Linked DNA regions of Mus musculus: regions 1, 2, 3, 4, 5 and 6 are each linked to region 7. The links are chromatin loops, found by intact Hi-C in ENCODE. Cell type or tissue: heart. All regions are shown on one strand. Links, peaks and the distances in the headings refer to the core of each region. The heading gives the core; the rest is flanking DNA. Region 1 has its middle 50 kb from the start of Zfp365. Region 2 has its middle 17 kb from the start of Gm32748. Region 3 overlaps Gm46229 (a long non-coding RNA gene). Region 4 holds the start of Gm51770 (a long non-coding RNA gene). Region 5 overlaps Rtkn2 (rhotekin 2). Region 6 has its middle 41 kb from the start of Zfp365. Region 7 has its middle 4.8 kb from the start of Arid5b.

The links. A loop is a pair of places that touch in the nucleus more often than their neighbours do. Peaks named below come from ENCODE experiments on the same cell type or tissue, not always from the same donor. Only the 100,000 strongest peaks of a DNase experiment are listed, where the experiment ranks them.
Region 1: it touches region 7 in a loop (10-fold over the local background); 11 of 42 quality-filtered maps call a loop at or near these places.
Region 2: a loop joins it to region 7, with 2.3 times the contacts of the local background. A loop is called at or near these places in 8 of 42 quality-filtered maps.
Region 3: a loop joins it to region 7, with 3 times the contacts of the local background. A loop is called at or near these places in 3 of 42 quality-filtered maps.
Region 4: it touches region 7 in a loop (5-fold over the local background); 23 of 42 quality-filtered maps call a loop at or near these places.
Region 5: it touches region 7 in a loop (2.6-fold over the local background); 14 of 42 quality-filtered maps call a loop at or near these places.
Region 6: a loop joins it to region 7, with 6 times the contacts of the local background. A loop is called at or near these places in 11 of 42 quality-filtered maps.

Annotation. Positions count from the first base shown.
Region 1 is chr10:67,859,897-67,864,460 of GRCm38, reverse strand. No RefSeq gene overlaps it. Among named protein-coding and RNA genes, the nearest start is that of Zfp365, 50 kb to the left of the region's middle. In heart, for the core only: a CTCF peak has its summit at 1,977 (motif pointing left); no DNase peak of the experiment used is centred there; H3K4me3 peaks cover 240 bases.
Region 2 is chr10:68,355,221-68,359,784 of GRCm38, reverse strand. No RefSeq gene overlaps it. Among named protein-coding and RNA genes, the nearest start is that of Gm32748, 17 kb to the right of the region's middle. In heart, for the core only: CTCF peaks have their summits at 460 and 2,555; no DNase peak of the experiment used is centred there.
Region 3 is chr10:67,309,482-67,314,045 of GRCm38, reverse strand. Gm46229 (a long non-coding RNA gene) reads right to left here. Exons shown (of 2, transcript XR_001779791.2): 2 at 417-630. Among named protein-coding and RNA genes, the nearest start is that of Gm46229, 7.8 kb to the right of the region's middle. In heart, for the core only: a CTCF peak has its summit at 2,545 (motif pointing right); DNase peaks (open chromatin) are centred at 2,275 and 2,545; H3K27ac peaks cover 412 bases.
Region 4 is chr10:68,148,645-68,153,208 of GRCm38, reverse strand. The region is part of intron 4 of Arid5b (AT rich interactive domain 5B (MRF1-like)); the gene reads left to right. Gm51770 (a long non-coding RNA gene) reads right to left here and starts at 2,103. Exons shown (of 3, transcript XR_003948901.1): 1 at 1-2,103. In heart, for the core only: no CTCF peak of the experiment used is centred there; no DNase peak of the experiment used is centred there.
Region 5 is chr10:67,982,762-67,987,325 of GRCm38, reverse strand. Rtkn2 (rhotekin 2) reads right to left here. Exons shown (of 12, transcript NM_001359319.1): 2 at 1-19. Among named protein-coding and RNA genes, the nearest start is that of Rtkn2, 5.5 kb to the right of the region's middle. In heart, for the core only: a CTCF peak has its summit at 2,549 (motif pointing right); no DNase peak of the experiment used is centred there.
Region 6 is chr10:67,869,530-67,874,093 of GRCm38, reverse strand. No RefSeq gene overlaps it. Among named protein-coding and RNA genes, the nearest start is that of Zfp365, 41 kb to the left of the region's middle. In heart, for the core only: a CTCF peak has its summit at 2,097 (motif pointing left); no DNase peak of the experiment used is centred there.
Region 7 is chr10:68,281,265-68,285,828 of GRCm38, reverse strand. No RefSeq gene overlaps it. Among named protein-coding and RNA genes, the nearest start is that of Arid5b, 4.8 kb to the right of the region's middle. In heart, for the core only: CTCF peaks have their summits at 2,505 (motif pointing right) and 3,192; DNase peaks (open chromatin) are centred at 2,588 and 3,178; H3K4me3 peaks cover 1,221 bases; H3K27ac peaks cover 1,089 bases.

The DNA.
Region 1 (4,564 bases), core at 305-4,304, 420 kb after region 7:
TAAGGGGATCTGAGTTTCTCTCCTGGACTCCTTGGGGCACACACATGTACAAGTGCACATCCCTACTTACCTATAAACACACATGCATGTACACACACACTGAAATAAATCACAAAAAGAGGAATGTTGGCGGTAGGAAAGCTTCCCGATGAAAACTGGAGGCGCTTGAAGAGCTGTTCCAGATGTCTACCCAAGCTTCAGTTGCTTCGTTTGGTAAAGTAAAGGGCTGTGTACACGGACCTGCGTTTCCTAAACGTCCTTGAACAAAAACATCACGAGGAGTGGTGTTAAAACTAGGACAGCGCATAGCCTTACCCAGGTGAGCTGAATGCAAATCACTAAGGCGGTGCTGAGAATCTAAGTGACTTCCTCTGGACTAGCCCACTATGGAGACAGCCTGGCTCTGACCACGTAATCTGGTTAAACTCCAGAATGAGGGAATGGACCTGCCTCTTTCTAAGAGGTCGTGTCAACGCAGAAGAAGAGCAACAGAGCTTGAGTCTCCCAGGTGGGGTGCACCCAAGGCCATGTCCTTCTACACTATATCTTAGCTCAGGCTAACCCCCTGTCCATACCTTTCACCCATAACCTAACTTGAGTTTTTGATTCTTCTCTAATCTAAAGGGAGAAATATGGAGAGATGAGGGCCATGGTGTGTTGAAGGACCGCTGAATCCTTGCAGGGGAGATTGAGAAGGACTTTAACAACACCCCACCCCCACCCACCCCCACAGCAAAATGAGTTTCCAAACAGGTGAGGACTTAACCAGGCTCTTAGCCCAGAGTCCAGGTTTCCTGATGTTCAGAATCAACGTATTTTCTGATGACTTTACATTTGTGATGATCCTCTCAAAGAGGAGTGTCTGTTTGGCCTCACAGGCACCTTAGGTATGATTGTCTGAGAGCCATGGGCTTACTGGTGATTCAGGGATGAAACAGGTGACTTCTCAAAAGGTGTAATGCTCTCCTGCCAGAAGGCTCACGACTCTTAGCACCTCATTGTCAGGAGATGGAAGTATAATGGTGAAACAGCGAAGCAGCGGGAGTCGCTGATGTGTAAGACACCTGCAAAGTCCGAGGGAAGCCAGTCCATTGGCAGAGAGTGACATCGGTACCAATTATTCTGGCACAAAACTTATTTCTACCATGCACCTGTGCAGCCAAGTTTTTATCCAAACCCCTAGCAATGTCCAAGTCCTTAAGCCACAAAAATCAGAAGGGAAAAAATGGATTTCTTTTGACCTGTTGCCTAAGTCCGTGACGTCATATGCTTTACAGGCAAAGCCATAACAGTGTATTCAAGTATGTCATCTCCAGTATACTTAATAAAAATACTATCTCTATCGAAAAATGATTCGTCAGCCAAGTTACCTATTTTTGCCCATGTTTTCCACAGATACATGGAAAGTCATATTTTACACCCATAACATTAACGTATTTCCCTCTTTGGTGTGTGGGTTTCTTTACTATAGCATTTCTGTGTGTTTGCATTTGTTTATCTAGCGATTCTTTTTATGCGTGTGAACATGCAACAGGTCATAGGTGGAGGTCTGGAGGTCAGAGGACAACATTCGGGAGTTGGTTCTTCGCTTCAACTATGCGTGTGGGTTCTAGGGATCTAACACACAGTCAAGCTTGATAGAAAGTTTTTTTAACCCACTGAGAGACTCCTCAGCCTCCCACCCTCCCTCTGTCCCTCCCTTCCTCCTCTCCCTCCCTCTCCTTCTCCTCCTTTTTCCTCCCTTTCAATAAGGTCCTGCCCCCACTTCCTAAGTGCTGAGATTATAGGCACGGGGCTTATGCAGCGAAAGTGACCAAACCCAGGGCTTTGTTCCCGGAGTGCAAGCACCCTACCGATTGAGCTGTACCCCAGACCCCACTTCTTTTCTACCTTAGCCCACCTTACTGACACAGGAATCTGAACGTGTTTGTAACATGACTTTATATACGCTTAGAGGAGCTACCGCCACCTGGTGTCTTACCCAAGATATTACAATTGGCAGAAAACAAACAAGCTGCTGATTTTGCAGGCAGGGGATTTTCTTCTAGACAGGAAAGTCCCAATATCCATACAAGTTAAGTAGCCTGGAATCTTGACTAACTGGCACAAAAGTAGCTAGAATAGGTAAGTTAAATCACTGGGATTTTATTTTTAATGGCTAGAAGAAAGTACACAGCCCTTCCCCTTCCCCTCCCCTCCCCTCCCCCTACTTTCCCCTTTCTCTCCCTTTTCCTTCCCTCTTCCCCCCTCTCCTTCCTTCCCTTCCCCCCTCTCATTTTATCTCCCCTCCCTTTTACTCCCCGCCCCTTCCCCTCTTCCCTTCCCTTTCCCCTTCCCTCTCCCAGTCTTCCTCTCTCTCTCTCTCTCTCTCTCTCTCTCTCTCTCTCTCTGTATGCATACAAACTTGTTCATGTGAACACATGAGGGAGCCAGAGTCTGACGCTGGGATGCCCTCCCTCCACACCTTCTCTGCCTCTCCTACCAAAACTGAAGTTTGCTGTTTCCACAAAACACTGTGTCCAACATGTAGATGGCACTTTAATTTCCTTTCTGTTCCTATGACAACACTGTGGCCAAAAGCAACTCAGGGGAGAGAAAGGGGCCGTTAGCCACAGGGTATCACTGGGCAGAAACCATGAAGGAATGCTGCTTCCTGGCCGGCTTTCAGGTCCATCTCTACCATAAGCTAGACTTCTAATACAGCTCAGAACCATCTGCACAGAGGATGGTGCCACCCACAGTGGACTGGACCCTCCTACATCAATTAACAACCAAGACAATCCCCCACAGGCCAGTATGATAAGGGATATCACTCAGTCGAGACTTCCTTCCCTGCTGGGACAAGTAACAGTTAAAGTTAGCTAGGACATATGGGCTCTGGGCACCCAAGCTCAGGTCCCCATAACTGAGCATTAGGCAGTTTACTTATGGAACCCAGAGTCCCATTCTTCATATTTAGGAGGAAAAACAACAGACACAAATGGCGATTGTTGAAATTTAATTCCACAAGAAAGTTAAATGGCGTGTCCAGATTATTGGTAATAATACATAAAAATGTTAATTAGTAAGGACAATTTTGATGACCTATAAGACCTTAGTCATTCACGGTGTCACTTCAGTACTTCAAGGCAAAAAGGATTTTCACAAAGAAATTAGTGTTTGGTAGGAGATTAGCATTCCTTGAATCTCTTTCCAGGCCTTCAATGATCCACACCGTTGCCATGACTAATACCCTGACTATCGTGACCCAGACCCAATTAGCTGGCAAAGCAAATGCTAAAGAGAGAGCCAACTAGGAGTTGGTGAGATCTCGTTTCAGAGTTGGTAACTTTGTGTCAAGAATCTCATTTCTGTCGGCAGGCTTATCTGTAACATGGTCAGGAGAGTCACACCCACAGTTCTACACAAGGTGTATAATTAGCCCTTAAAAGATGACATGGGTGAGCACATGGCATTGCAAAGGGGTCCGGCACACAGGGAAACCTCTTCCTGGAAGCCTCTTACTCCATTGCTCCATTGCTCCATTGCTGTTAGCTCTCAGAGCAGGAGAGCCGAATGCTGCAGGTACCTGCACAGGTGAGAAAACACCATCTCTGCTCTCGGTGATGTCAAAAGTTGTTCCTATTTACATCTTTCTACAATCTGTACCCATAGGGGAAAACTTGAGTATACATCGGGTTTGGGGGTGGAGCAAGATAGATAGAGATAAGGAAATATGGCTGAGGTCATTTTACAACTGATAAATTATGAAGAGCAGTTCCGCTGAATATAACTACTTTAAAATACATTTGTTTAATCTATTTATTAGAGACAATGTTTCGCCTAGCCGAGGCCCTGGGTTTACTATGTAATTGAGGCTGCCCTTGAGTGGGCCTGTGCAGCTGTGTGTATGAGCACAGATCCTGCCCTTTTGCTGCTCCCTGTCAAGTGCTGGGACTGCAGATGTGCACCTCTGTACCAAATATTAGGAGGTGCTGAGGATAAAGCCCATGCCAGGTGGACACTCTCCTCCACAAGCCCCATCCCCTGCCCCTACATTTCTTTCTTTCTTTAATTGTTTGGAGACAGGGTCTCACACTGTACTCTAAGCTGAACTGGGACTCACTTACATGGCCCACACTGGCCTCAAAGTTCTATCTATCCCCCTGCCTCAGCCTCAAAGCATAAGGCACCAAGCTCAATTGCTTTAGGAAGCAGCTTGTTGACTTTATCTTAAAGAGTTGAGCTACGACACCCTGCTTTTCTTGCCCTCTGTAAATCCTCTTCCTGGCATAAAGTAAATGTGAAAATGTAAACAGAAAATTTGGTTCTTCTAAAGGAGACCCATGCTACCTTCTTCCTTTTGGGGGCGGGGTGGGTTTGGGGTTTTGGCTTTTCAAGTATGGGGCAGAGTTCTTTATGTAGCCCTGGCTGTCCTAGACTCGATCTGTAGACCAGGCTGGCTTCAAACTCACAGAGATCCACCTGCCTCTTCCTCCTGAGTGCTGAGGTTGAAGATATGTGCCACCCCACCTTCCTTTTGCTTTTAAGTAAAGGATTCTGGGAACAGTTGTGGTGACAGACA
Region 2 (4,564 bases), core at 382-4,381, 74 kb before region 7:
GGTACAAAAGCCCAATACCTCATTTGTCCTCAAGTTGGTCTTTGGTGGAATTGTCCGTCACTGGGACCCAATCTGGAGTAAGTAGATGTTGATTAGTGCCTTCCCTGGACATTTTAATGCAGCAGGTAGTAACAGGCACAGAGAGCTAAATGATTCAGGAGAGTCCTAGGTGGCTTCTGCTCAGAAGACTTTCTGACCTGTGATAATACATAGGAAGAAATCCAATCCAAGTACAGGTTATTAAAAGACTGATGGATCTTTAAAGGATCACTCGATGTACGGCTACTCTTAGCTATATCACTGTGTCAGGTCTGTGTGTGTGTGTGTGTGTGTGTGTGTGTGTGTGTGTGTGTGTGTGTGTGTGTGTCTGTTTATGCATATAAATGCTTTGCCTGCCTGGGTCTAAACATACCATGTGCATGCAGTACCCACAGTAGCCAGAAGGGGCATTGTCCTCCCTGGAACTGGAATTACAGGTGGTTGTGAAATCCCCATGTGGGTGCTGGGATTTGAACCTGGGTCTTCTGCCAGAGCAGCAAGTGCTCTTACCCACTGAGCCACCTGGAGAGTGTCACTTACAGCTTGATGACCTCCAGAGAGTTGCTTCATCTGTGCAACTCAGTTTCCTTGTCCACAAAACCTGCACAATAACATGAACTCAGAAAGTTGATTTTGTGACTCAGCAAGATTATATACACTCAACATTTATTACTAAATAGTAAGAAACTAACACCAAAATGGAACAAACATTTTCCCACATACTTAGAGGTGGGGCTGGCACTAAAGCCCTTATCTCTTAGCGGTTTGATGGTCTGGGAGTCTGATGGAAACAGAGCTGTCCTCGATAATGAGACTAGGTTGGCTCCTGTAATCATGTCCTCCAGAGAAAACTCCTTCCTCTGGCATGTGGCCTCTGAGACCTGGCTTGTCTGACTTCTTTCGCCTTCCAAGTCATAACCCTAAGCCCAAATCCCAGAAAAAAAGACAATTCTATGACTCAAGGAATTTTTCTCTTAAGAATGTTCTTCAAAACACTCAGTCACATCCAGGATAATTTATGGATTTATTAAATATATAAATAAGCAAGTATGGCAAACCGACATATGCAGGCTAGTTTTGTATCAACTTGGCACAAACTAGAGTTGGAAGAGGAAGAAGGAATCTCAATTGAGAAAGTGCCTTTGGAAGATCAGGCTGCAGGCAAGCCCCATAGGGCTTTTTTTTTTTTTTTAAATTAGTGATAGATGTGGGAGGGCCCAGGCCATTGTGTCATTGTGGGCGGGGCTACCTCTGGGCTAGTGGTTGTGGGTTCTATAAGAAACCAGGCTGAGCAAGCCATTAAGCAGCACCCCTCCTTGGCCTCTGCATCAGCTCCTGCTTCTGGGTTCCTGCTTTGTTTGAGTTCCTGTCCTGACTTCCTTTGATGACCACCAGTGATGTGGAAGGTAACCCTTTTTCTCCCAAGTTGCTTTGGACATGGTGCTCCATCCTACCAATGCTAACCCTGACTAAGACACTACAGGTGAAATACAAAGTTGATCAAACTGGGTGAAAATTTTGTAATAATCCATAGTGTAATGATGATGCCTGTTATAAAATAGCTACAAGGGATTTTGCTTATTTTTCTTGATTCTTTGGTCAAGTACATCTGAGAAGAGACAATACAATGTAGCACAAGATGATCATAAATGAGTTCAGCATTTGGGGATTTTTTTTTAAACACAGTTATTCTGGAGGGTAATGAGATGCAATAATGTTTCAAATGTTTATTTATTTATTGGATGGGGATGGGGGCACTATAGCCTTCTCTTGATAAATCTCTGTAGTCCATTCTCTACCACCTTCTTGTGGCATCCAAAGCTCCAGTTCCCATCTCTGGACCTTCGCCAAAGCTCCTCTACTCCAGATGCTAGCTCGCTTGTCCCCCTTAAAATGATCTTTTAAAAAAAAATACTTATTCCCATCTTTGGAATGCCATGTTTTGGGACCCACTGGCATCTGCTGTTACCCCTGACATCAAATGGAGGTAGCATAGTTCAACTTAAGCTCTTTAAGTACACAAGGGAACAGGCTGATGTCGTTTCTCTCTGTTTCCCTCTCACAGAGAGGAAATGAGTAACAATGGGAGAAAGCCATGTGTGTTCGTGGAGATCAGAACATTAAACTGGAGCATCAACCAGCTCTTCGCTGAGGAGTTCCAGGAAGAAGGTTCCCACAGAGTTGGCCTTCACCTACATGAAAGGCTTCCATTCTCTGGGTGATGGCTTCTCGCCTTCCAAGATGGCGACTCACGGTCGATGTGGAAGCCTAGTTCAGTGTTTGCTGAGGCTCCAGTATTCATGGATTCCATACAGAACTGAGGTTCCTTCCCTGTTGAGGCACAAGCTCTTACCAAAACAGTGAGAACACCAAGACTGTATTCTTTGGTCCCAGCAAGCCCCTATACACTTCCCCAGGCAAGGAGCCCTAAGGAAGGCAAGGCTTCAGTCAACCTTTCTGGAGACACAACCTTCTTTCCCAGGACCTTCAGCTCAGCTAAGTGGAGACACCTGGTGTCTGGTGTTGCAACTTCAAGAAGATCAAAGAGTCTGGGCTGAAAATCGGGCCTCTCATAAAAGCTGCCTCATTCAGGACAAGTTCCAAAGCAGCAATTCAAATAGCAGTCCCGTTCTACTCCAAGGAGGCTCACTTCCCTTCAATAGCGCCGCCGTCCACCGACAAGGTTTTCTCCATAACCCTGCCTCTTTTAACAGGAAAGAATCTAGCATAATCACAGGGCAGGAAGTATTTATTAGAAGCCAGGGAGAATAGGTCTCCCTTTCTGGCCTCTTCATTTTGTGGGGTGTTAAGTCATGGGGGGTGGGGAGCAGGGGGCGGGGGAGAGGCAGATATCTGCTTGGTATGATATCTGGTTGGTGATATTTATAAGTAGCCAGCCAGAGTAGCAAAGTTGCCCCACACACACATCCTGAAAAAAAAAAAAAAAATTTTTTTTTAGCCTAAACAAGGCCAAAGGAATATTAAAGTTTCACTAGGGAAGAAATATGGCCGCTGCCAGGAACTGACTAGTCATAAAACCCAAGGCATTCAGGCGTCCATCATCGCCTGCCTTTTAATGACTGAACTAAAAGAAGAGACATCAGTTTTCAAAATAAGGTTATAAAAATGCTGTGCACAGATGAGGCCTCCAAATATTTTGATAGTACCCGAACAAAATTGCATATATATACATATATATATATATATACATATATATATATATGTATATAATCATTGAGACAAATCACAAAACATATGTTGTTATGTTTTGCTCTAAAAACCATGAAGTTTACCCAGAACCCTATTATGGTAACTGCTTCACTTTTCATGCATTCCTAAATTACCATGTAATCTAAAACCTTGTTTTCAGCGGCCCTATATTGGAAAGTCCCTTCAAACTAAGCAGGATGATGGCAGGCTCGCTCACATTCAGAAAGAAACCTGCCTTTGCTGCTGAAAATGAAAGTGGGATTTATCAGATAGACTCCTTTAAAACAGTCACCACCTTAGTGACACACGGGGCCTGACGCATCCAGGAAATGCCGAGACCAGGAATTATGCTTTAAGCTCTCTGCATTTTCAAACACATGGATAGTTGGTGTAAAAATATATTCTTTTCCTGCAGGGACGTGACTGTAATTAGTGTGTGCCAAAACTCTCTCTCTCTCCCGGAGATTTCATTGTCTTATCTCTTTGCAGCATCTTAATGCGATTTTATTTTACTTTGTCAAAGTCCTATTAACATAAATGTGTTCTCCATAGCAAACAGTGTTCTTTTTTATGCAAAACAGGATTCAGCTGACTCTAATAAAACAGCTTGCAGTCTATTAGAGTACAACAGTAATGTGCTTATTTTGTTTGTCAAATCAAGACCGCCGTCAGAAGGCTCTAGACAAAGATTTGTCTTGTTTTCCAGAATAATTGCCAGGGTGGGGCTACGTTATGATCTGTAAATGAATAGTATCGCTTAGAACAAACACTTCATATATCTTTTATCTTCCCCTGCACACAGTTCTGAGTTTTTCTTTGAAATCTTTGCTCCACTTTTCCACATAAGTCATCAGAATGTTTCCAAAGAATTTTAACTGCCAGATTAATTATATCTTACAAACAAAGATAGATTGCTTACATTCTTTATTCAGAAACCCTGCCAGTATGGAGCAACTGGCAACAAATTAATCTCTTTTGCAACCCTACAAAATGTTTTGCTATGAAAAGGCCTGGAAGGTAAATGGATCCTTTAAAAAAAAAAAAATCAGGTTGCTCATTCTGAAAGGCTAATCCTAAGCACAGAACAGAGGAGTAAATGAATCTAGCTACTCCCTAACTTTGCTCTTCCTTTTCTTTCTTTCTTTTTGTTTTTTGTTTTCTTGGTTTTTTGTTTTGTTTTGTTTTGTTTTGTTTTGTTTTTGTGTGTGTGTGTGTGTGGTTTTTTTTGTCTTTTGTTTTTTCCTTCTTCTTAACAACTAGGTTACAGCCTTCTGTTAATGGATTCAGTTAATTAAGTATTGCTGTGACCTGGTGG
Region 3 (4,564 bases), core at 183-4,182, 970 kb after region 7:
TTGAAGCAAAGGCCATGTAGGGACAATGCTTATTACTATTTTATTGTTAGTTATTATTATTATTATTTCTATTATTATTACTATTATTATTGCTATTACTATTATTATTTTTGTTGCTGGCTTATTTCTAGTTCAGCTACCTTTCTTATACAGCCACAGTGGAATCCCCCTGCATCAGTTACCAATTTGAAATGCCCACAGGCCAGTCTGATGGAGGAGGCAACTCCTCTTCCCTATTCCCGGCTATGCCTAGATTTGTGTCAAGTGAACTCTGATGGTGAGATTTTGTGAATTTTCCTCCATCCACATCTCAACCCCCGTGGTCATGATGCAAGCCTTGTGTAGGTAAACGTATTGCTGGACTGGATCGATGCACATCCCCGCCATGTCTAGAAAACACTATCACACAGCCGCTGTCCTGGTCCTCTGACTCTTTAATGTTATTTTAAAGACAGGGAAAACTCCCCCTTTGACCGTTGTTGATACCCTGTGTTAGGCAGTAAAGATTGCCTGTCTTGTTCCTTTGCCCTGTCAATGACTCACTATGCTTCCCAGTTAGCAGCAAGTTGGCAGAGACATTCTTGTTGTAGAATCTTGACTCTTGCAGTTTTGAAGGGTGGAGGCAGCAGCCTGAAATTACAGCGAGGATACCAATGGGTTATGACACGTAGAGGACTATAGCAAAAACAGCTATCTATGACCCACAATTCCACGGTCCTGAGAAAAGCTCCACTATCTTAAGTCATTCTTATTGCCGCAGAACTGACAGCTCTGTCTAGCCATCTTTTATTCTGGAATGTAACCAGAGCCTTCCTGTAGAAGTGTTAAAATCGTACGGGAAGTTGTCCATTTCCTTTGCTAGAAGAGGGGTCCTATTATAATGAAAAAAGTAGCTGGACCTTTTTTGTAAGAACCATTTGAAACTTTGGGCCTAATTCTCTGTGTGTGTGTGTGTGTGTCTTTGTGTGTGTCTTTGTGTGTCTCTGTCTCCCTATGTCTATGTCTCTGTATCTCTGTCTTTGCCACTGTGTCTCTATCTCTGTGTGTCTCTTCTGTGTGTGTGTGTGTGTGTGTGTGTGTGTGTGTTTGTGGAGAGGGGTCCATGTGTCGGTGTCTCTGTGTCTGTCTGTCTGTCTCTCTGTGTGCCACTCTCTGCCTCTCTGTCTCTATGTCCCTGTGTCTGTGTCTCTATCTTCATGTCTCTCTCTACTCTCTCTGTCTCCGTGTGTGTCTGTCTGTCTCTGTCTGTCTCTCTGTGTGTCTCTGTCTCTCTATGTCTCGTGTCTATGTCTCTGTCTCTCTCCTCTCTCCCTCTCTCTCTTCCCCACCCCCCTCTCTGGAGGGGTGGAGATTGTGGCAGGAAGGAGTTGCTTCCCAGTGTCTGGAAGTCCTTACCAATAACAAACTCGAATCGGAGGTTGCATTTTTATGTCCAGACAGGATGTGGTGGAAAGCAGACTTGGAACTGGGAGAGGGGAAATGTGTGTTTAGTAGTTTTTAATTTCTCTTTCAAGGAGGAAGACAATGAACGGACTTGTTTCTCCAAGGTCAGAATGAGCATCTGATACAGACAGGGATGGGGGCATCGCTATTAATGCCTACACGGTGTGGGCAGAAGGGAGTAAGGTGAATACGTGTGATTTCCCATGCATGTCTCGGTCTGAGTCTTGAACAGAGTCATATTTCATTTCAACCTGTGTAAAAGAAGCATAATCAAATGATCTGAGATGGCTAGCCAAATGCAGATGATGTTAAAAGGCATTTTTCAATTAAAGTGGAGCCAAGTGACCATTCCTGTAATATTTAATAGAAAAACTGGACCTGAAGATACATAAAGGTAGAAGAAACAAATGCCTAACTGCAAATAAATGTGCTGCTGCAGTTTTTGCACTGTGGGGGTTGGGAGTTGAGCTCTGGAACTCGCCACCACTGAGCTGACTCCCCTGCCCCTACTAAGGGAAATTTTATAACACTCCAATTAGCAACTGCGACAGCAACTTTTAAAATGGTTTCCAAGTTTTAAATATTGTTTTGTCTAGTGTGTGTGTGTGTGTGTGTGTGTGTGTGTGTGTGTATGTGTGTGTGTATGTGAGTTATCTGTGTCCATTCATGCGGAGAGGGTGTACTGGTTGTTTTGTTGTGGTGGTGGGATTTGTTGCTGTTGTTGTTGTTGTTGTTGTTGTTGTTGTTGTTTGGGTTTTTGGTCACCTTGGCTCAAGTCACCGTCATCTGAGAAGAGGGAACCTCAGCCACCATCTCTGGGCAGCCGGTCAAGCAGGCCGAGCAAGCCCGAGGGACTAACCCAGGAAGTGACACTCCTCCATGCTCTCTGCCCTGACTTCCCTTCATGAAACTCACGAGCTAAAATAAACCCTTTCCTCCCAGGTTTGCTTTTAATCATGGTGTGTTGCCACAACAACAGAAAACCTAATTAAGATAGGCAGCATCCTTTTTTCAATCATGTCCCATCTTATTTATTTTTATGGCATAAATGCTTTGCCTGCATGTATGTCTGTGCACAGCATGGGAGCCTGGTACCTAGAGAGGCCAGAAGAGGGCATCAGAGCCCGGAGGACTAGAGTCACAAACAGCTAGGAACTGCCATGAAGATGCAGGCAATTGAAGCCAGCTTCTCTGGAAGAGCAGCCCCTTCCGTCTTATTTTTTTGAGACGTGGTCTCTCACTGAACCTGGAGTCTATTAACTGGCCAGTAAGCCCAGAGACTCTCTGCTTTGCCAGCACTAGGATTACTGGGGCCTGCTGCCATGCCTGACTTTATAGATGAATGATAGGGACCAAAACAAAGGCCCTCACACTTGTACAGCAAGCCATTTCCTACCCTCTAAACAATACCTTCTACATATCATGTGTGTATTGCATGTACTCATTCATATCTGTGTATAGATGCATGTATATTGCCAGTGTGTGCATGTGTGCGTGTGTGCATGTGTGTGTCTGTATATGCATGTGTGGGTGTGGGTGTGAGTATGTACATGCATGTGTGTGTTTGTGTGTGTGTGTGTGTGTGTGTGTGTGTGTGTGTGTGTGTGTGTGTGTGTGTAAGTAGCAGGAACAGTGCTCTGTGTGAACACTGAGAGCAGTACAGCCACAAAAGCATCTCCTGCAGGAGGACCTAATTGAGGCCTGCCTGAGAGAGCAAGGATTGCTAGTGCAAACAATGTCAAACAATCGGAACTGCTGTTTAGAAGAGACACTTTCTTGGGACCAATGGGGCGTGGGGTGGGTGGAGGGTATTAAAGGAGCTTGCAGCAGTGTTCAGATGAGCTTGCGGCAGTGTTTCTCATCTGCTCCCGGGAGTCTGTGTCACTGACTCTGCACCACCTCACCCTCAACCCCAAGAGCAGGTAACATTGAGTGGAGAGCTGTCCAGGGCACAGGCAACATGTGTATGTTGTATGCATGTATGAATGTGTGTTCACATGTATATGTGTATATGTGTGTGCACGTGTGTGTGCATGAATTGTGCACATGTGTGTATATGTGTATGCATGCATGCATGTGTGTACTTTTGAGTGTATGCATGTCTGTGTGTGTGTGTGTGTGTGTGTGTGTGTGTGTGTGTCTGTATCTCTGTGTGACTGTGTAGGGCCAAGACTGATGTGTGGGGTCCTCTTTGTCTCTACTTTATTCATTGAGGCAGGGTCTCTCAATTGAACCCAGAGCTCACCTACATGGCTAGTCTAGACATCCAGCTTGCTCCAGTGATTCCCACACCTCTACTTCTATCTACCTAGTCCTGGAATTACGGGTGAGCTACCACGCCCACACAGCATTTATGTGGATTCTGGGGATCCCTCCTGGTTGTCTGGCAAGTGCTTTAACCGATGAGCCACTTCCTCAGACTTAAACGGCAATTTCAAAAATCAAACATTGCATCATATTACAATCTCATACAATAGCCATACAGTGTTTCCATGCTCCGGAATGACGGTAAGGAGTCAAGTAAAGCCTCTGTGTATTCAAACCATTATGTTTCTAGAAGAGCAGAGAACGCTGTACATGCAGTGTAGCTCTGTAATTAATGATCTATAATAGGCTCAACTCTGAGCTGAGTTGTATCATAGTGTGACAGCATGCTGAGCACATGCAGACACACTGTGTGCTCAGAGCCAAGGTTGTGTCAGGTTTTTGACACAGGCAAGCATAGCCAGAAACACCTTCACTAGAGGTTTTATTCTAATCAATTTTTGTTCATTGAGCATTTAAAAACCCTTCAATTTTGCCAATTTTTTTCATGACAGGCTCCCCACCCCCATCCCCCGCCCATTTGGCTCTATATTGGATTGTGACTCACAGTCTTGAAAATAAATAAATAAAACAGAGCCTGGGCCAGGAAAAATGGGTAAAAGACTAGCTGGGCAAGCCAGCCGCCTGAGGTCAGTTCCCAGAATTCACAGAGCTAGCCAGATCAGGGGCCCACATCTGTGCCTTTAGCACTCCTAGGGCAAGATGCAAGCGAAGTGAGAACAGGAAAATGCCACAAAGGCTTAGAAGTTTGAAAGGCAGCAGGATTAGAGTACGCAGCTCATCAGCAGAAGCAAGA
Region 4 (4,564 bases), core at 225-4,224, 130 kb after region 7:
GGGGAGTATTCATCTCTCTCTGCTACAATGTAACCAAATGCCTAACTCTTGACACCTGGATAGACTATATCCTTCAACTGGGACTGGATGTAAACCCTCCCTTGCTTCCCTAAGTTACTTTTTTTTGTTCACTGCAAGAGGAAAAGTCACCATCAAAGGAGCTAAGAGTGTTCTAGAAAGCTCCTAAGATTGATTCCACAGCTTGTCTGAAAGATAGGTTTAGGATCTTGCAGCCTTGCCCTCACTAGGTAAGGAGCATGTATGAATCAAAGAGTGTCCATTCCTGCAGGAAAGCTTCTATGTATCGGGGACTGTCACAGCCACATGGTAAAAAATGGAAAGAACCTAAGATTCCCTAGAGGAGCAAGCATAAACAAAGGTGGTCACAGGCACTGGACAGAAGAGGGGCAGAGGGAGGAAACAGAAAAGGGTTCCTGTCACCAAGCCTAGGTCTTCCTGAGTTTGATTCCCAGGACCCACAAAGTAGGAGAGAATTGATCCTGACAAGTTCTCATCTGATACCAATATGTGCCATGGCATGTGTGCCCATCCAAATAAAAAAATAAGTGTAATTTTTTTTAATTCTAAAAGAACATCAATTAATCCCTGAATTAACACACTTGAGATTTTTAGAAAAAAAAAAAAAGAGACAAATCCCATAGTTTTCAGTTAGCATTGGCTCTGTGTGTGTGTGGGTGTGGTGTATGTATGATGTGTTGTATGGGAGTTTGTCTGTGTGTGTGGTACATGTGTGGTGTGGTATGGTATGGGGGTTATGTCTGTCTGTATATATGTATGTGTTTCTGTCTGTCTCTCTGTATGTGTATGTCTATGTGTATGTCTGTCTCTCTGTGTATATGTGTGTCTGTGTGTGTGTCTATATCTCTGTGTGTGTCTGTGTGTCTATGTCTGTGTGTGTGACTGTTTAGTCCAGCAAGTGAGTGCTTTTCTCTCAACCTTGCTTTTTGAAATGGTGTCTTGCTAAAACTGGAGTTGACCACTTAACTAGACTGACTGGCTTAGCTCAGAGATCTCCTGTCTCCACTCATCTCACCACCTAGCACTAGGGTTGCGGTCGTGAGCCTCAGTACCCAGTGCTGGGAATCTATTCGGATTTTCATGTTTGAATGGCTAACACTTTACTAACTGAATCATTACTCAGGCCCTCAAATGACATTCTGTGTTTAACTGTGCAACACATATAAGCCCACTAGACATGTTTGGTCAATGAATGAATTCCCTTTTTATTTAATGAAGTTGTCACTTCCCAGATATCAGAACAGAGGCCTGGTGAGTAGGGGATACTTAAATCAAAGCCAATAAAACTACCATCACTTTGACTACACACATTCACGATGTTCTTTTATCACCAGCTGGAATAGCACAGTCAGCCATAGGCTGGCAATCTAATCCGGTAGACAGTGATTCGGTTAAAGCTGGAACTTTCAGAATTGAGTGTTGGATTGGTGAACAGAAATAAAGGCCCCTTTCTTCCTTTTCTACCATGTGACTTGTCCTGACTTGTCTTCTCTTCTACCATAGACAAGCTTATGATGTGACTAATAGGAACGTACACAGAGAAACTAATAGGAAAGATCATAGAGAAATTTGACCCTTAACTGGAGTTCAGCCTTCCTGAATGATCTGCCTCTACTAAGATTCTGCAGCCAACAGATTGCTCTTCTTGGCCCACTCTATTTAAGCCTGTTAGATTTGTTGTCTGTTTATTGGTCTCCTGCCATACGCAGAACCTTCTGTGTGGTGATTCCTTCCACAACACAGTCTTGTTTAGAGGATTCCTCTTCCTTAGTGCAGTCTTATTAAGGCAATGCTTACCTACATGATCATTCTTTTCCTTCACCAAATACAATCAACCTAGTCTTAGAAGTCCTATTTTGTAGACACTATAACATTGCAGCCTCCAGGAGGGCCTGTTGATGCTCATATCAAACTATACCATATCTCTCTGTTCTTATTTTTAATTCCTGAGCTCTGCCAGGTGCTCACATCTGCTGAGGGCTCAGAAGTTGCCAGAACTTCCATGCCTCTCCCTTCAGCCAGCTCTTGGCTTCTGAACTACTTGATGTATTACCTCCAACATGCCTCTGCATATCGCTGTGATAATAACAGCCTCTGCCATTCACTGGGGCCTCGAGTGTGTGGTCCGCTGTCTAGTATTGTCTCATTCACATTCTTTCAACATCATAATCTGTGAGAATAGAGCAACCAGCCCTCCCTTTTAGCAAATGGGCAAACTTCACCCAGAGAGAGATGACTGTTTGCTCTTGATTCTACAGTTGTCTGAACTACACAGGGAATGCAAAGCCACCTGTGCCCATAGCTGCCCCCTCCTTGCTTTCTTGTGAGACTTGGGTAGCCAATGGCAATCTTCCCAACAACACCAGTGGGAGACACATGAAGGAAAAGATGATTTAACCTCAGGAAAGTGGCCTTGCCTGTGAACATCATCAGATGTACTTTCCTCTCGTGTGTGTGTGTGTGTGTGTGTGTGTGTGTGTGTGTGTGTGTGTTCATAACATTGGGTGTGGCAGTCTCTTATTATAAAATTAAGATAGCATGGAACACACCTGGGATGGGAGCCAGATGAAGCAAACAGTGGATGGTTATATAAGGTTTGGGGACTGTATGTGACAGAATACGGGCTCACTGTACTTTCTTTTCTCAATTGTCTACTGTTTGCTAATGTTTCCTTCTCGGTGTGATTGCCTCCCGATTTAATAGTGCTTGCCATCCAGGCTTTACAGTGGCAGACCCAGCATAATACCAGGCCCTTCTATGCTAAACGCACTGAGTGTGTATAGCCAACCACAGCCCAACATGTTTAGCTAATGGGTTACTCGGGAGCTATGCACTTACATAATTAAGTGATGTATGTAATTTTGTGTTAACACATTTGCGATGTGTGTTTCTCTGGTGATTGCGACACTTTATTCCCTGTAAAGCATGACATTTTAATTCCCACTGAATGGTTCTCTACCTTGATTCGCCTTGTTTTTTTTTTTTTTTTTTTTTTTTTTTTTGTGACAGGGGATTATTTTGCAATCAAGATAAAAGCATTATTTAGGAAATCTCTAGACTATCCCCATTACTGGGAACTTTTAACTGCAGATTAGTCTCCTATTTTATTGATCGCTGTTTTCAAAATCTTTATTGGAAATTCAATTTCATTTCTATGTTATCAATGGGCCCAGATTAGCATCCGCAAGATTTTTTTTTTAATGCAGTTTTGTAGGGATGGAGGTCTTTAAAAGCCCTCCTGGTATAACATCTCCCCTATGAAAACATTTTGCTTTCCTTTGGTGTTCTGGCTTTTCTTGGGCTTCAGGCTCGCTAGACCAATAGGTATCTATGTAGATGCTACTCCCACTTCCCCTAATTAATGGTGATCTTGATTGAGGGAAAATGCTGTAGGCACAAAGATAAGGGGTAGACCAGCCACCCTTCCCTCTCTAGAGGTATATGTTTGCCCCAGCGGAGCCAGCAATCTATGCAGTTTAACAAAGCCTCGCTCTATGCTGAGGGAATGGAAAGATGATTGTGTGGTTTAAAGGTCCTTTCTGCTCTTGCAGAGGACCTGAGTTCAGTTCCCAGCACCCATTACTGGCTAACAACCAACTCCAAAGGATCCCAATGGCACCTTCTGGCCTATGAGGGCACACACACACACACACACATATACACACTCACACACATAAACACACACATTTGTGGATTCGAGTCCCGACACAAGGTGGAACTTGAACCCACAACATACACACACACACACACACACACATATGCACACAAAAATAGTAAAGAATTTACTAAATCTCATATTAAGTGACAGGCACTGGTTTCAAAACTCAATACAGAGTTCTGCGAGTTCTATCACCGTACATCAAGCACCTACCATCTCTTTAAGAGTCTGCTGAGACAGACAATACGTGATGGGTACAAGAAACCCGAGAGAGTGTCTGTGGACAAAGGCACCCCCACACATCTGGAGAAGTGACCGAAGGATTGCAGGGTGGGTCAGGTCTACAACGACTACACCCTACTTTTTGACTGATTTCCAGAGATCTAAACTCAGGCCTCTGTGCTTATATGGCAAACCCCTTACAACCTGAACGATCTCCCCGGCTCTTGAAGCTGTGGAATGGAGGTGCTCTGTAAATTACCCAGAAGAACTCAGCAGTCACAGAGCTATCAATATTCTAGCTCCTCACCATGGTCTTCTGTTACCAGTTGGTCTGTCAAGCGTGGCTCCCCATACTTCATGTCTTACCAGGTCTCTCTCTGCATTTTAGAGCAAGGTTTACAAGAACCCTCAAACCTAGAACAAATTGTTCTATTGGTCCCAAAGAATGACAGCTCTCCCGTGGTTCTGGTTCGAGCCCCCGTGCCAAGTGTCAGTTCTCAATTAACTCTAGCCTCTGTGAGCTCCTAGAACACAGGCAGCCTAGATCTAGTTGTCTATACCTGGAGCTATGTGGCAAGGTGTGGCACCTAGAAGCTTTGTATTGTGTCCAGGCCCCGCCCCTACCCTCACTTCCCTGAGCCCAAA
Region 5 (4,564 bases), core at 302-4,301, 300 kb after region 7:
TCTCTCGGATGCTGCAGTCCTGGAATAGAGAATCCTCCGTAAGAGGTTGCAAGAGTCTAGAACTACGATTAAGACAGGCAGAGGGTGGGAAACGTAGTAGACATTGTTTGTTTGTTTTTTTTTATACCATTCTGAGGATGAAACCAAGCTTCCCAGAGTGAAACAAATACAGCCATTTGCAAAAGCTATTTGCAAGATTCTCAAGTTTCTTGCATTATTAGGAACTCTTTTCAATTTACTGGCTAAAAGGAAAAGAAACAAAGATGAGAAGAACATCTTGCTACCATAACCTCCGTTAGCTTAACAGAGCTCTCAAAATCCATATTTGACCCTTGAGTGGGCCCTTATTTGGATACAGAATTTCCCGTGTTATTAATTACAATGGGGTCACAATGGAGTAGAATGGGTCTCAAATTTTAATAAGGCCAGGAAGAGACACAGACCCACAGAGAGAGAGAAGGCTACAAAAATACACAGACCCACAGAGAGGCCACGAAAAGACACAGAAACACAGAGGCCACATAAAGATAACGGACACATACAGAGAGGCCACATATAGATGTAGACCCAAAGGGGCTACAAGAAGACTCACAAACAGGACTGGTCATATGAACACACACACAAGACACACAAACACACAGAGAGATACAGAGTTAGAGACAGAGACAGAGAGACAGAGACAGAGCCCTATGACGACAGATACACGAGGAGGCCATGTGAAGACAGAGATGGAACACAACAGGTTGATCCCAGTAGCCAGAGCCTAAAGGGGTCATGGAAGGGGTGTTCCTGAGGGCCTGCAGAGGTGGGGGTGGGGTACTGTCAATCTCTGGAACTGGGGGTGGGGAGGGGATTTGTGGGTCATTTGTTAGACAGCCTTAAGAAATACAGAATAAGCAGCGGGTGAATAAGAATGACGACTCAGCAATTAAGAACAGAATACTTGATGCTCATCTAGTGGACCAGGGTTCGGGCCCCAGCGCGTACATCCAGCAGTTCAAAATTGCATGTAATATCAGTTCCAGGGGACCCAGGACCCTCTTTTTCTACACATGTGCATATAACCCCCACCCCCACCCCGGCTGCCACCACCACCTTAACAACTGTAAGCAGCACACTACACACATGCACAGATCATGAGAGCCACAGGTGGCTCTGATATGCCTGGAAATCGCCAGAGGCCTCAGCTGCCGGGACAGAGACTCATCTCTGGCCATGTTTATTTTGGAGTCACCAAGAAATTTCTTTGTAGCTTAGTTCTGGGTCTTGGTCTTTTTCTATTTAGTGACTGCATGATGGCCTCACTCAATATACAAGTCTCATTCGTACCATTAAAAGTCTACACACCAGATGCAAAGTCCTCTGTTCACTCCCAGAAACTTTGTAAACATTAGAAGCCACAGAGGCCTCTTTATGAACGGGCACAGAACCCACGCGTGTCTATTTCTAAGCGACAATCCTGGCTTCAGAGGTTTAAAAACAAAATACAAAAAACAAAAAAAAACCTATTACTTTTTCTTTGTACCGAAATTCAATTTAAAAATGTGGATAGGATCTAATAAGTGTCAAGGATTAAAAGGACAATCATTTCAAAAGGAAGAGAAGAGGGTTAGGAGAGTTGAGAGTCTATGGCGGTTACCCCCGAAAGCAAAATGTTAGATGGTTTGACTTGACTCTCCAAGCCTAATCGGCTGAGCTATTCACATGAGAGAACAGATCTGTTTAATTACCTTCTGTTACCACAACATGGAATCGTCACAGGCTAACCTTGTCATGTAGTATGTGCTGACTCAAGCTGGGGTACTCTACCAACGCTGTCCCTTGCTGCACTCCTTTCTTTGACCATGACTGCCTTCCACCAACTCCGACGTCATCTATGGATGACTTGCAAGCCCCAATGTCGTTTCTCCTTTCACATCATCAGCAATCAGTTCTAAGAACCATCTACGTGACCCACATGTCTACAGTGATAGACGGTAGACGGCGGCAGGCTGGTTAGCGCTGGTAAGTGCACACCGGGAGCGACTGGAAGCTGGGATGAGCCGCTTTACCCCACAGAGCCAATATAAATAAATGCCATCTGGTGCCTCGGAGTTCAGCTTTGCCTTTTAAACGAAGCAACGAGACAGCTGATTGAGCTGGCGCAGAGGTTCTGAAAAGCTGGCTACATCCGAGAACCAACTGAGGCACACGGAAAGAACCTTATTAAAGTTCCTGACCCATCCAATTAGGTCTTTGGAGACGGGAAGAGCATTTTTTTAAACGGTCTTCTAATGTGGGGTGGAGACCCCTTTGGGGGTCACATATCAGGTATTTTGTTCATTTTTTTTATACCAATTCATAACGGTAGCCAAATGACAGTTCTGAAGTAGCAACAAAATTATTTTACACTGGGGGGGGGTTGTCATCTCAATGTGAGGCACTGTATTAAAGCGTCGCAGCGTTAGGAAGGTTGAGAACCACCACTCTAGCGTTCAAAATAGCAGGTGGACTGCTACTGTGGACAGTGAAATCCAAAGATTTAAGGTTGCAATAACCTGAAGTAACCAGCAGGGGGCCACGGCCACACTACACATTAGCCTGGGCTTCAGGGCCTCCATCTATCTGGGAAGTGCATTTTCTTCCCCAGCTGAAAAAGACTTCGGTGATTACAGAGGATTGGGAAATGGAAGGGATAAGAACCTCAAAGTCTTAAATCAAAACAAACAAAAGCTTACGCATGAGACTAAGTTAACGTCCCTTAAGGAAATAAGGCATATGCAGAAGCTATTTCTAGAATTCCACCCTTTACTGCGAGAGTTAGTGAACTGTGGTCTGGTCCATGTGTGATTTTGTAAATAAAGTTGTCCTGAATCACACCAGCTCGTAAAAAAAGCCGGATTGAATCACAACTAGCTCATACTGGCTCTGGCTGCTTTCCAGCCACAGTGGCAGAGTTGAGAAACTTAAAAGATAGTGGCCTCTTACCCACTTCAGCTTAGATGCGCTATAGACTAGGATCCTGACTCCTTTGTCAAAGCTAGTCGAGCAAGTGAGAGAGGGCTGAGGCTGCAGGGTGAACTGCCTACTAAGCGCTACATCTGCATTGTCTTTGAATACATTCAGTTAACAGTGTCCACTGCTGCCGAAAGCTTATGCTGACCACACAACCTGTCGGCACACATCCACCCTGCCCGGGAGAAGAAAACCTCTGACCAGCAAAACTAAGCAGCCTTAGGCAAGGAACTGTTTAAAGAGCAAGAGAATTAGTCTTTACTTAGTAGGTGTGCATGGTACTGCTGGGGAGAAGTTGCTGTCTCGGGCCATCCAGTGTGAATAAGGATCTGGAAAGGAGGGGGCGCCCGCTGGGCATGCAGTCATGTTGACTGGCCTCCAAGAGGACTGAAGAGCTAAAATCATTACTGTTACAGCCCAGACCACAGAGCACAGCCAGGCAGAGTTAAGGATGACTGTGGCCAATAAGAAAAGCTGCCCCGCATGCATCCTGCTGCACCATTGAAGAACGAGTCCCCAGAGTGAGTGGGTTAGCAATCTCCTTTCTCGGGGTTCCATCAGGTCAAACAGAAACCTGTGTCACTGTCCTGGTATGGTTAATAGTAAAAGTTAAGAGCTAAGACGGAGCCGGGCAGTGATGGTGCATGCCTTTAATCCCAGCACTTGGGAGGCAGAGGCAAGCGGATTTCTGAGTTCGAGGCTAGTCTGGTCTACAAAGTGAGTTCCAGGACAACCAGGGCTATACAGAGAAACCCTGTCTCGAAAAACCAAAAAAAAAAAAAAAAAAAAAAAAAAAAGACAGAATGGACGGAACAAAGCTAAAAACAGAATAGCTGGACCCTTTAAAAGTAGGAGATAGGGGCTGGACAGACAGCTCAGTGGGAATACTTGCTGTTCTTCCATTGAATATGAGTTCAGTTTCCAGCACCCACAGCATGCAGCTCACAAACAACTATGAGTCCTGCTCCAGGGGACCCAACGCCTTCTCCTGGTACCCCACACTCATGTACACACCCATATAAATACATAAATAAAAATAAATGTTTAAGATAAGTAAGAGTAGAAATGGGGAGTTGGGGAGATGCTCACTGTGCAAGCACAAGGACCTGAGTGTCCACAGAAAAGCAGGCACCGTGGCGTCTGGGCTGTAACCTCAGGGCTGGGGAGGTGAAGGCAGACAGACCCTGGGGGGTACTGGCAGTCAGTCTAGCAAATATGGAAAGCTGCAGGTTCAAAAAGAAATACTGTCTGTCTGTCTGTCTGTCTCTCTCACTCTCTCTCTCTCTCACCTTTAATCTCAGCACAGGGGTGGCAGAGGCAGGCAGATCTCTGTGACTCCATACCAGCCTCCTCTAGTTCCTGAGTTCCAGGCCAGCCAGGGGCTACACAGCAAGACCTTGTCTCCAAAAAACAAACAAACAAACAAAGTGGAAAACAATAAAGGAATAAACGAAGCTGCCCTCTGCCCTCCCTACGTACGTGCCCAGATGAGAATAACTCTGCACACGCCTGCATCTGCATACAGAAGAGGCTTTAGAGCTGGGTATAGTTCAGCAGTGCAAGGCTTCTC
Region 6 (4,564 bases), core at 218-4,217, 410 kb after region 7:
AGAGTCCAGGTGTGGTAGCATGCACTTGTGATCCCAGGGCTGGGTGGATAGAGACAGGCAGACAATGGGGCTCTGTGACCCAGCTTAGCCTACACTGTGAATTCCCAGCTATTGTGGGAACTTGCCTCCAATCCAAGGATGGGCAGTGTCTGAGAAATGGCACTCACCTTTGCCCTCTGACCTCTATACACATACCTCCATACATCTATGCACACACTTCTCATCGTGTTATGATAGCTTTCCATTCTGATGTTACAATAACTTGTCCACAATCAATCAATATGGATAGCTCCCTCTCCATACATTAAAACCTATATTTGACTTTTTATTCTTGTAACTCCATAACCAAATTCTTCAGCTGTCTCTGGACCCTCCCTCCCTCCCTCCCTCTTCCTCTTCCTCCTCCTCTTCCTCCTCCCCTCCTCCTCCTTTCCTTCTTCTCCTTCCTTTTCCTTTTCCTCCTCCTTGCTCCCCCCCCCTCATTCGTGGCTGAATGTGGGGATACTTCCCATTTAAACCATAACAGAGGCTTCAAAGCTGGAGGTGCACGGTGAGGAGGAGGTTGTGGAATAGTTAGGAAAGGGAAACAGACGGAAGAAAGCGGGTCTCTGAAGAGTGCAATTGAAGAAATAGCCCAGTACTACTCCGGTCTCTGCCACTGGACCTGCCAAGATAGAACAAGATGCGCTGCTACCCTCTGCCATTGAGTCCCGGCTGCCCCACCTTCCTCACTGTGAAATTGTGAGAGGAAATAAGTTCCTTAAATTACTTCTTGTCAGGTATTTGGTCACAGAAATGAGAGAGGAAATGAATATATTTCCATCTTTCGTTTTATCTAAATATGAAAGACAATATTCCCAAATAATGGAAATGAAGGAATGTGGAGACATTGGAGCTGAATCACAGGCCTATTCAGAGAAACTTATTTTTCTTCTCTTTTAAAAGTATTTTCATTAAATCTTGGAGAATTTCATACAACCTGATAGGATCGTATTCACTTCCTTTCTGATCTACTCTCAGATCTAGCCCTGTCTCTATAGCTACCTAAATTATGTCCCTACAAAAATAATAGTAGTAAACCCATGGAATCCAATTTATACTGCCAAAACATGCTTGGGCGTGTATATATTACCCCCCCCCATTGTGATCCATCTACCAGGGGGCAACACCCCTAAGGAAACCCTGACTTCCCTCTCGCAGAAGCCATCAAATTACCAATAGGTTCTTGGCTAGGGAATTTCATGCTTATCTTTGACCTCTATCCTGAAATTTTTGTCTGCCTTGAGCTTGCTGTCCCAACCACAGTGAGTTTATATGTGTGATTGCCCTTTCATGCCCAGGAAAACATTGTTTCTTTGTATCCAGCTACGATACCTCTGGCTCCACCTTCTCCTCAGAGTTGATCCCTGAGGTGTGGGGAGAGATGTGACACTGATCAATTGCACTTAGGGCTGCGCACTCCTGATAGTCTCCTATTCTCTCCACAATGAGCAGTTTGGAGTCTGCATTACTCATCTTCTATTGCAAGAAGGAGCTCAGAGAATGTGTTTCTGTCCCGTATTTTACCTTGTCTTCAGTATATGTGAATCATATGCAACTACTAACTTGCTTGGAATTTTTTAGGATAGATAAAGGAAGAAATATGTTAAGACATGAAGGCTAATGTTTGTTTCATGTGGCTTTGGCTACGGCCTCTCAATACTGGTATTATAGAGAGTGGAATTTGAGCCCTTTAAAGGTATTCCGGACATAGATAGGTGCTCAAAGAAATATGTCTCCCATTCCAGCCCAACTTATGCCCAGATAGGAGCTCAGTACCAGGTTGATGTTAAGAAAGTCTCTCAAGCAATGCCCCCCACACAGGCCATCTCTCCTACAAGTGTCTCCCCACACAGGCCATCTCTCCTACAAGTGTCCTTTATGGGATTCTCCTAACTACTTGCTACATTTTTAACAGTAGGCTTGGGGGTGTGCTGGGAAAAGCCCTAATTGATAGCATTTCTGTTTACCCTAGTGTCAATGTCCACAACTGCAGGTGAAGCCACCAGTGAACAGTGGCAGAGCAGTGGCTGAGTGGAACCACAGATGCACGGTGCTGCCCTCTACTGTTAGGAACTGCTCTGGTCCTAAATGACTACTGTCTCTAATTGCAAATGCCTCTCTCTGGGTGTCAACCCTTCTTAGGTAGGGATGTCTTTGGGTTTTTGCAGGAAGCTTCCCAGTCTTGTAAGTGGACCTGAGAGCAATAAGTGTAATAAGTGGGGACGCTGGCCACTGCTGCCTCATGTGCTTGTCTGACAGTAAAGATCTGAATCTCAATCTTGGCTCACTGCAGGGACAGCCTTTTCCCAAAATGCTACAGACTACAGCCTAGCATTTCCACTTGAAGGTCCGAAAGGTGATTTTGATGTGCTAAAAACTGAACTATCGATGCCAATGAGATATCCCAAAGATGCTTGCCACAAAGCTTGAAGACCTGAATTAGATTCTGGGACCCACACGATGGAAAGAAAGAATGGATTCCCATAAACTGTCCTCTGGTATCCACAGTTTTGCCTTGGTACCTGGGCACTGCACATGTATCATGCATGCATACACAACAGCAAGAACAACAATTATAATAAAGAAAAGGTCTTTGGAGGACATTTTTAAACCTTTGAATCAATTAGAAAATAAACAAAAGCCAGGCATGGTGGCACACAACTTTAATCTCAGTGATGGGGGAGGCAGGTAGATCCGAGTTCAAGGACAACCTGATCTAAATAGTGAGTTCCAGCTCACTCAAAGCTGCAGAGTAAGAATTTGTCTCGAAAAAGAAAAAAGAGAGAAAGAGAGAGAGAGACAGAAAGGGGAGAGAGAGAGGGAGGGTGGGGGGAGGGAGGGAGGGAGGAAAGAAGAAAGGAAGGAAGGAAGGAAGAAAAGAAGCCAAAAAAAGAAAGAAAAAAATCACATTTATTTAGCTGTTGTTAATCAGGTAATTAACAATAATTCCTGGCAATTATTCCTAAATTCTCCGAGGTTATTGTGTGGCTAAATACACACGCAAAGTTTGCATTATGGTAAAAGCCGATAGTGTGCTTTCACTTGAATATGAAATGTGCCCCACAGATACATGCTACCAGCACTTAGTCTTTCCATGGATGGTAATATCTTAGAAGGTTCTAGAACCTTTAGGTGGAGGTGGAGCCCAGCTGGAAAAAGTGGCCTACTAGGGAGAGGTTCTTGGGATTTGGGGATTGTTTAAATCCCACCACTAACACACACACAAACATGGGTACACATACGCACAGACATGGCTACACACATGTGCACACATGCATGCACACACACATACACACATAGACACATACACACAGATGCGGCTACACACATGCATTACATACACATGCACACACTTATACACAGACATGGATACACACACATACACACAGACAGGACTACACACATGCACACACACATACATGCACACACGTGCACACACACAGACACGGCTACACATACATACATACACATGCACACACACAGATATAAACATGGGTACATATACATACATATACACAGACATGACTACACACACACACACACACACACACACACACACACACACACACAAACACCCTCAACTCTGCTTCCTGTCTAGTGAGAATATGAGAGGCTCCACCATGCCTTCCCATCATGCTAGAATTTTCTGCAAACCAAAACCAAAGAAAATTATCTTTTTTTTAAAGAGTTTTTTTTTCTTTTGCCAGAGACATCACAGGGAAGTAAAAATAATTAACATAGTGCCTCTTCCTCAGGAACTCTCAATACTAGTGGCACAGTGCCAGCCGATGTGCTGTCCTCCCGACTTCTTAGGAAATTTCAGCCATTAGCTGCGTCAAAGGGAGAAATGAGGATGAATTTTTCTCCCGTTCCCACCTCTGTCTTCGGAAATGAAGGGGCAGAAGCAGACGTTCTGTTGACTGTGAGGAGTCGCGGCTAGAACTGGAGAGAAACTCAACAGAGTGCTAGTGTTCTTGAATAGTACTGCTTCCTAAATGATCCTTAGCCAGGACAAGGCCACAACCCAGGGACAGCCATGGCATTCGAACAGTAGGATCAGTAGGAGGTTGAGTAAACAGAGCTGAGATGTGTTCACCACTAATGTTCTTAATGGTACTATGTGTTCTGTCTCATAAACACAATGTAATTGAGTTACCCGTCGTTAAGTGTAACCGCCATTCCATTTGGATGCTGTAAGCCAAGCTCATCCCATACCTGCCTGTGAGTTATCACTTAGAGAAGAGTTACAAGCACAGTGGTTGCATCATGGTTTTAAGGTTCTTGCCTCACGTGCTTGAAGTGCTTCTTTTCTTGTGTGCTTTTGAAATCTGTCTCATTACACTAAACTTCTGAAGTTCTTGTTTTGTTTTCTCATCTATTCATCTATTTGTCTATCTATCTATCTATCTATCTATCTATCTATCTATCTATCTATCTATCTATCTATCCATCAATCTATCATCTCTCTATCCATCATTCCATCTCCTATCTATCTATCTATCTATCTATCTATCTATCTATC
Region 7 (4,564 bases), core at 294-4,293:
CCAAAATCAACCCTGGGGTCCTGGTGGGAATTGGTGTTAGGACACCATTAAGGTGGTGTTGCCCGGTTAAGGAGTTGGCTCAATGGGTGAAGTGCTAGGCATGCAAGCAGAAGCCTTGAGTCCTGGGCCTCAAAATCCCAGCATCTACACAAATGCCAGGCAGGCACGGCAGTAATTCCAGAACTCTGGAGGAAAAGATAGGGGATGGAGGAGGAGGGATGTAGGGCGGGGCGGGGATGATAAACTGCCGAGCTAGAATAGCTGGAATTGGCTAGGTTCAGCAGGAGACCCTGAATCAATAAATAAAGAGAAAAATGACAGAGGAAGACACCCAGTGTGACCATGGACTTTCATATACACATGCACACACACACACACACACACACACACACACACACACGAACATATACACAAGCACACATATACACACCATACACCCATACACACAAAACAATAAAGTAATATATTTTTCTAATTTAAAGAACACATTGGGCAACTCTCTGAAGACTCATCTAGTTTAGATTTACTCTGTGGAAGCTTACCCAGTTTTATCTTGATCCAAAGTCATTGACAAAGAGGATTGGAACAACCTCCGGGCTATTCTTGTCCAAGGCCTTGAATCTCTTCCTGCCCTTAGAGATGAGCCACATTTACATATGTTAGCCTCCCCCCCCCCAAAAAAAAGGCCTTAGCTTTGTCAATCTGTGGCACTTTAAATGTGGGTGGGTACGGGCACTCCCATGGGTTTGGTTGACAACCCAACATAGAGAAACGCACATAGATGCCCAGTCTAGATAATTGTACCACAATTATCTGAGAGACTTCAGAAATCGGAATTAGGCTTTACTTCTGACACATAATTATAGCAATGGACTCAGAGACAGAGAAAACACGTTAAGGATTATTCCTTGACTTTCAGTGTGGTGATTCATCAGCCAAATCCACATCAGCCAAACGTAAGAAGTTGCTGAACGCTTATCAAATGAATTCAAGTTGTAAGTCACCAAGTTCAAGGAACTGTTGATGTCTATTTGAAACCACACAGAGGAAATTTCTATAGGCACTGTCATCCTCACCCCAAATAGAGCCAAGACTTGGTGTGTGTGTGTGTGTGTGTGTGTGTGTGTGTGTGTGTGTGTGTGTGCGCGTGCGCGTGTGCATGTGCGTGTATGTGTGTGTGAATGTGTGTGTAAGTGTGTACTTGATGTGTGTGTAAGTATATGCTCGCTGTGTGTGAGAGTGTGTGTGTACGCTCGGTGTGTGCAAGTGTGTGAGTGTTTTTAAGTGTGTGAGTGTGTATATGTGGTGTGTGTGTAAGTGAGCAAGTGAGTATGGGGTGTGTGCGTGCTAGCTGTATGTGTAAGTGTATATATGTGTGTGTGCTCTGTGTGTGCATGCGAGTGTGTGGTGTATTTGAGTGTGTGTGGTGTGTTTGCTCTGTATGTGGACTGTGTGTGTGCTTTGTGTGTGTGCTTTGTGTGTGTGTGCGCGCGCGTATATATGTATGCTCTGTGTGTGTAAGTGGGTGATCAATGTGTATGTGAATGTGTGTGGTGTGTATGTGTGGTGTATGGATGGAAAGACGGCAAGATTTTTGATAGCTTCATAGGCCTGGGATTTCTTTTTTTTTTTAAAGATTTATTTTATTTATATGAGTACACTGTAGCTGTCTTCAGACACTCCAGAAGAGGGTATCAGACTCCATTACCGATGGTTGTGAGCCACCATGTGGTTGCTGGGAATTGAACTCAGGACCTTTGGAAGAGCAGTCAGTGCTCTTAACTGCTGAGCCATCTCTCCAGCCCGACTTCTGTTTTTTATAAGCTAAAATAATTGTCCTGGATTAAAAATATATATATAACTCTTACTAAGGTCAGTTGTAAGCTCATGCCATTAATACCATCACATGGAAGGCCAATCTCTGAAGTTCCAAGTCAACCAGGGCCAGCTGGGTCACAAATGAATCTCAAGAGCCGGATGGGGGGCGTGTTGTGAGTTACTACCATCCTTTCTAACAGCAAGACATGCCAGAATAAAAGGAGATTGAGAGTCAGTATGTTTTATACAACATTTTTAAAAAGAAGTTTGGCGTTTGTATGCTATGTAAGTCATAAACATCAGAGACATTTAAAGGTTAGTTAAAATTAAGTGGTTTTGGTGATTGAGGTAAGTTAGGACTCAAAATTAATTTGCAAACATTAGAAAAAAACAAAACAGGTTCGACATTGATCCTAGGAATGGAAATGATTTGCTCGCTGAAAATATGCGACTCATCCGAGGTAAGAAGGGGCCTTGGGGCTTTCCCTGTCCACAAAGACCATCATGCGACCTTTGCGCAAGGATGCCTTTCTCCAAGTTTCCCACGTCATTCCTGCATCCCATTCGAAATCCATTTAGAAACGTCTCCACAGCCTGGTTCAGGGCTAGTATCCCACGCCCACCCCAGCCCTGAAGACCGCTGCTGCAGCCAGGAATCCCACATTTAAGGTGTAGCTCAACCTTTGACCACTAGAGGTCTCCGGGAAAGCACTGACCCGTATAACCCTGTTTATCATCCTAACTGTAGACTTGTTGCACAGCCCGGCGAGCCCGCTCTGCTGGAGGCTGCCTTCTGACGGTCGCCAACCAGCCCTGGCTCGCCGTGGCGCCAGCCTAGCAGGGGGATGGGCCAGGCGGTGGCTGACCATCACACCGGGCTGACTTTTAAAGTCACGACTCAGTCCACACTGTCTAGGGGTTACCTCTGGATCCCCACTTCTTGGCTAATCAAGTGAGGGGAGAACCCCAGGTGGGCAGCTGGAACCCCTCTGACTGGTCACCCTGCCCAACACTCACTAGCCAAGGTCTGGGCTTTCTGAGTGACCTGGCATCAGCAGGCCGAGATCCACCTCCCTGTTTTGCCCCGCTCCCCACCCCTTTCCCAGTGCTCCCCACACTCCTCTTTCGCCCACCCCCTGCCCTGTGGAAGGTCATTGGGGTTCCATTCACCGCCCCTGTTTTCATCAGCGTGGGAGGTTTCTAAAAAATAGTGTCGTCTAGCTGTAAGAGAGAGAGAGCGCGAGAAGAAAAAAAAAAAAAAATGGAGGAGGTGGGGGCGCGGAGGGGGAGCCAGAAAGGAAATAGCCAGGTTGAGTTCCCAGTTTTTATCAAGCAATTCGCTCACCAATGAAAGCAAGCTGCAGTGGCAGATTTGAGCCACACGCGGTAGTGTGTAGCAATTAGTAGATAAAATGCTGACTAAAGTGCTAAAACATGAAGTATTATTGTAGCCAAGGTCAAAAAATGCTTCAGTTGCCTTTTGCAATTTTTTGGTGGGGGGGGAAGAGGGGAGGGGAGGCCCTGAGGTGAGTGGAGAGATGGGAGGTTTCGAAATGGACGCCTTCTTTCTTCAAACTGTACTTTTTTTTTTTATGATCCTGTTTATTATAGCCCGAGCTGCCTAATTATGTCACTGCTGGGTTTTGCAGCTAACTTAATCCTCCTGATCCTTTATGGAACGATTCACACACACCGAATAATGTGTCTCCCCCACCCCACCCCCAAGCCCCTTGAGGCCCAGGGTGTGTGTGTGTGTGTGTGTGTGTGTGTGTATACTAATTTTTAAACCTTTTAAATATATTAGGTAACAGTTCAATTGGGAGCTCATAAGGCAGCAGGAATATACATGTGTGGGTGGAGGTTACTGAGTTTCAGTACAAGGGAAAAAAAGAAATATTGGTTCGTGTAAACATACACTGCTCTACCCTCCTCCTCCTCTTCTCAGACCCAGTCAGTCCCCACTACAAGCCTTTTTATAGATAAATAGAGCAGTTGCTTTCATGATTATAACTGTCTTGAATGGATTGTCTTCTTACAGCATTCAATCTGTTTATGAGTATTTACTTTACATTAGCCCAGGGACCCTGCGCTGCTGGAGTTTGCCTCTATTCCCCTGGGTGTCGGTGTCTCAAGTCTTACATCTGCTCTGTGATTGATGGAGCCTGAATCCACGTTATTACTCTCTCACAAGCAGAAATCAAACAGGCTATTAACTACATTACTTCAAAGAACTGTTTCAATACAATCTCCTTATCTTAATTGAAACTTTCTTTGTATGGATAGTTGCTACACAGATAATTTACAGGTGTCTATCAAACATCACATTAAAGAGGTAAGAACAGATTTTTTTTGAGGTGGGGGGGGCACTAACACAGTGATCTGTGATTTTAAAGGCCTTTCTCAGTATCGGATAGGCCATTGATTTAGTAGATTTATGATGTTCATGGGAGTGGGGTTCGAGGTACTGGAGGAAGAGGGGGAGAAATTCAGTTTGAAGGTTTAGCAGGGATCTGATTATAAAAATGCAAATATTCAGAAATATTCAGAGCTGGGTTTGGAAGACCTTATCAGGGAGATTAAAGCAGCGCAGCCTAGTGTAGTGCCTACCTTCAAGAGACATAGAAGAAGGGTTCTAATTAGGTGAAGTCATTTACAGACACTTAAAGACTACCCAAGTTGCTCAAATGCTGTGGAAAGCTGTGTGTTTTTTAAGAGAGGTTTAATACACAATCCAGGGATGCCCTCA